Regions from separate parts of the Mus musculus genome. Here region 2 is linked to region 1. Evidence: chromatin loops called from intact Hi-C (ENCODE). Cell type or tissue: left cerebral cortex. All regions are shown on one strand.

Region 1 (2,500 bases):
GCACACAGCTCAAGTGAACATTGTCGTCACATTAAATTGGATCTACGCTGTCATTATGCCAGGTGGTTGTAAGCTACAGCAAGAAGATTTCAGCTCCAAAGCTAAGAGACAGTATACAGGGCTGTCTAAAGAGGAGAGGAGTGTCTTTACAGATGAGACCCTGGAAGGCCATTAGACAGAGCTCCTACAGACAATGCCTGCTACTGCCTCAGATAGCCCCAGCCCTGCCTTGTGCTCTTAGCAGCAGTAGTACTTCATGGCGCTGTTTCGTCTTCTTGTTTTAGTGTTAGAGATACTGGTAGGTTGAGTCAGCATGTAAATCGTCGTAACTTCCTTCTCAGCCTGAAGTAGCTTTAGAGAGCCTTGTCTTCCAACTGTGAAAGACTACACTTCGAAGATTTGTGACTCCTATGTGACACCAAATGTGAGGTGCTTATTTCCCATTAAAAAGAACCACTAACAGCAACCTATGCACGCACACACAGATGTATATGCATGTGCACATGGTGTATACATGCTATACATTAGTATAGCAAATGAAATTAGCAAGTATTCTTCAGTATCATTTAATGCTCAATACATACTAATTAGTAGTCTCAAACAGTTGAGTTGTCCACAAGTTGTTGATTTTAATTTACTCATTTTATACAAAAACCAATTTCGTCATTCATGTAATATTTATCATTTGCAGCAAAGTTTGACCCAAGTACACATGCACTTTGCTTCCTTTCTCTGTTCTGTGAAAGGAGGGGCTCATATGTGACTGTAATAGAATGCATCTTAAGTTAAAAGCAAAGAACTTATAGCAAGCAAAGGGGAAGAAATGATTCATGCTACCACTTTGACTACAGAAAATAATGTAGGTGGTGGAGGAATGTTAATCTCAAGATGCAAATGAGAGAAAAAGAAACTGATATTTTACAAGAATGGGCTTTTTAAAGAACAAGACAAATGAGAGTAGTGAGCTTGTAATTTATCTGGGTATCTGTTAGGGCAGATTACTAGTTCTTTAGAAAATAGAATGCATTTTTAATTCCACTCATGAGCAGCCTGGAGAGATGGCTCAGCAGTTGAGAGCACTGACTGTTCTTCCAGAGGACCCAGGTTCTATTTCCAGAATGCACATGGCAGCTCACAGCTGTCTGAACTCCACTCCCACAGGCATCTGATACTCTCTTCTGCTTTCCGCTGGTACCAGGGGCATACATGGTGCACAGCCACACATGCAGACAAAATACTTAAATACATAAAATATAAAATAAAATTAAATACACTCTATGTGGGCTAAATCATTTAGTCTCTACCCAAGGAATTCAGAATGATCACTTTGCCACATTCCTACATTCGTTAACGTTTTCTCGGCCTGATTTTCCCGTGTTGACTTCCCCGAAACCTTGGAATATAGATTCTATAGCCTCTAGCCCGGCTTCCCGTGCTTCTGGATCTTCTCCTTTACAGATACATTGTACCTTCTTCTCCTTTACAGATACATTGTACCTTCTTCTCCTTTACAGATACATTGTACCTTCTTCTCCTTTACAGATACATTGTACCTTCTTCTCCTTTACAGATACATTGTACCTTCTTCTCCTTTACAGATACATTGTACCTTCTTCTCCTTTACAGATACATTGTACCTTCTTCTCCTTTACAGATACATTGTACCTTCTTCTCCTTTACAGATACATTGTACCTTCTTCTCCTTTACAGATACATTGTACCTTCTTCTCCTTTACAGATACATTGTACCTTCTTCTCCTTTACAGATACATTGTACCTTCTTCTCCTTTACAGATACATTGTACCTTCTTCTCCTTTACAGATACATTGTACCTTCTTCTCCTTTACAGATACATTGTACCTTCTTCTCCTTTACAGATACATTGTACCTTCTTCTCCTTTACAGATACATTGTACCTTCTTCTCCTTTACAGATACATTGTACCTTCTTCTCCTTTACAGATACATTGTACCTTCTTCTCCTTTACAGATACATTGTACCTTCTTCTCCTTTACAGATACATTGTACCTTCTTCTCCTTTACAGATACATTGTACCTTCTTCTCCTTTACAGATACATTGTACCTTCTTCTCCTTTACAGATACATTGTACCTTCTTCTCCTTTACAGATACATTGTACCTTCTTCTCCTTTACAGATACATTGTACCTTCTTCTCCTTTACAGATACATTGTACCTTCTTCTCCTTTACAGATACATTGTACCTTCTTCTCCTTTACAGATACATTGTACCTTCTTCTCCTTTACAGATACATTGTACCTTCTTCTCCTTTACAGATACATTGTACCTTCTTCTCCTTTACAGATACATTGTACCTTCTTCTCCTTTACAGATACATTGTACCTTCTTCTCCTTTACAGATACATTGTACCTTCTTCTCTCCTTTTAGTAATTGACTTGACTGAGGGTGGAAGCTCTGAGATGTTGTGCTAGTAGCTAGCATCTTGGATACTACAAATTAGACTAAATGAGAAGCTG
Region 2 (2,500 bases), 230 kb after region 1:
CCATAGACTCTCTTGGCTTCTCTGAAAAGACTTGCCTGACTATGAGTGTAGGGTCAAGAATGAGAGTCCCATCTTGTTCCCTCCCTTGTCTTGGAGTCCAGTTGATTATAAGAAGCATTAATCTCTACAGTCCTGGATACCCAGGTAGATAGCCAGCCTGACTGGGAATGTCAGTGTAATTTTGAAGGTCAATATTGACAGAACTAGGGGGTGGGTCCCAACAAATTCACACCATACAGCAGGTCTCACATGGGAGGTTTATTGGGCGGGAAAATAGAGGTAGCCTCTAGGAGAGGAAGGAAAGACAAGAGAAGGGACAGGGAGACCATGGCTTTTATTGGGCCCCCATGAGCAAAGGAACACACACAGCAGTGACACTGTCACGGTTTCACCACTGGGTCTCTAGAGAGCTGGCTGTAAAGATGCCTGATTGTCATGAAGTCACTTCTATCTGTCCATGGATGTGCCCGATTTGCCAACAAATATTGCTCACAGACATAAACCATATTTCCAACTAGCTGCTCTACTGGCAACCAAAATATGTCCACCCAAATCTTTCCAGATTATTTCAAGACTCACCAGGAAAAAAAGAAAACAACCACAGATAGTATATATTAACAAGTACATGTTACTCGCTAGATCGTCAGTGATGTCTTAAAAAATTAGGGAGAAGATGACTCAGTCATTAAAGGGCTCACCACACTAACCTGAGTTTAGATTCTCAGTACTCACATAAAAAGCCAGGCATGGCAGCAGGTACCTTTAATTCCAGCACTGAGGAGGTAGGGACTAGAGGACCTTGTAGCCTTCTGGTCAACCAGTGAGCTCCTGGTTCAGTGAGTGATCCTGTCTCAAAAACCAAGTGGAAAGCAATGAGAAAGACAGCCAACATCAATCTTGGGTCTCCACTCATGTGCACACATGGCCTGCACGTGCAGACACACACTAGGGAAGAACAAGACTGACTATGTAGCTAATGCACATGGGTAATTTGAAAAACTGCTAAAATGAGGCAAGTCTAGTAGTGTCCCGTGGATCACTCATTCATCTTTCTCTGGTTTTGTCTCTTTTACTATTGCCTGGCTCCAGCTACAACCGTATTTCCATATTTACTTTGTTCCTCCCTACTCCATTCAAGCATTTAATTAATTTCCACATGCCAAACTAAGACTGTAGCACTCCAGGATGACTAACACAAAGTATGGTGGGAGTGACAGTAGCACACATTGCTGATGTGTTGTACTGCTAAGTACAGTTCCAGAGAAGCAGGCAGGAAATTTTGGAAGCTTCTGTGCTTGATATGTATCTTAAAAATTCTCTCATATATTAATCCCAACTATAGTTTTCCCTCCCTTCTCTGCTCTTCCTCCTTCCCTCTCACCTCCTCTCTCCCCCAGCTCCACCCACCTCTGCCTCCCTCCAGAAAAAGAGGAGGCCTTCCAGGGACACCAACTAAATATGGCAAAACAAGCTACCATAAGACCTGGCATATCCCATCACACCAAGGCTTGATGAAGGAACCCAGTAGGAGGGACAGGGTCCCATAAGCAGGCAAAATAATACCATGATCATCACCAGAGAGACCAGACAGACTCCATCCAGCATCTGGTAGGAGCAGATGCAAAGTATCACAGCCCAACATTAGGCAGTAAGACAGGCTAGGATGACTCCGTGACAGGCTTTATATTGGCAGTTCCAGAGACTAGGTCTAAATCTTTGTTTCCAAGAACTAGATAAGTCCTGGCAAGTCCAGGCACAGACACCTGGCCTGAGGGAAGGACAATGGGTCAGCAGCAGTTTCCAGACCTCCTCAGCATCAGTTTCCAGCCCCCTCTATCAACCCCCATGTCCAAGCAATGGTTCTGGACTGTCCCTAGAGATAGAGCCAACAGATTAAGATAGAGGTCATCTACCCCGCCCTAGAGTTCCCCTAATGTGCTTTAAATTGGGCCTATAAACTCACTGGGGCACCTCCATCTTGGAAGATAGTAGACCCCAGCATGCTGGACTTCTGCAGAATAAAACACTCTTTGCTTTTGCAGACTGTGAGTCCAGAGTATCATTCTTCAGTGAATCATGGAACCTTACAGCAGAGCTCTGGGAGTTCTGCAGAGGAGGAGGAAGGATTGGAGGAACCAGAGCATCGGGGACACTACAAGAATAAGGCCCACAGAATCAGTTGTCTGGGAGCTGACAGACATTGGGGAGCCTGTTGAGGTCTGACCTAGGTCTTTTGCATATATGTGCTGTATAGTTTTATGTCAACCTGACACATGCTAAGGTCATCTGAGAAGAAGGAACTCAGATTAAGAAAATTTTTCCTTAAAGTTTGGTTGTGGGCAAGCCTATAAGGCATTTCCTTCATTGGTGTGGGGGAGGGGGGTGGAGGGGCAGCCCACTGTGGGTGAGGCCACTCCTAGGCTGGTAGTCCTGAGTTCTATTAGAAAGCAGGCTGAGCAAGTCATGAAGAGTAAGCCAGAAAGCAGCACTTCTCACTCCT

Evidence for each region. A loop is a pair of places that touch in the nucleus more often than their neighbours do. Peaks named below come from ENCODE experiments on the same cell type or tissue, not always from the same donor. Only the 100,000 strongest peaks of a DNase experiment are listed, where the experiment ranks them.
Region 2: it touches region 1 in a loop (2.2-fold over the local background); 1 of 42 quality-filtered maps calls a loop at or near these places.

What each region holds. Positions count from the first base shown.
Region 1 is chr1:54,820,615-54,823,114 of GRCm38, reverse strand. The region is part of intron 2 of Ankrd44 (ankyrin repeat domain 44); the gene reads left to right. Among named protein-coding and RNA genes, the nearest start is that of Ankrd44, 100 kb to the left of the region's middle. In left cerebral cortex, no CTCF peak of the experiment used is centred here; DNase peaks (open chromatin) are centred at 266 and 1,130.
Region 2 is chr1:54,595,038-54,597,537 of GRCm38, reverse strand. No RefSeq gene overlaps it. Among named protein-coding and RNA genes, the nearest start is that of Pgap1, 39 kb to the right of the region's middle. In left cerebral cortex, no CTCF peak of the experiment used is centred here; a DNase peak (open chromatin) is centred at 1,201.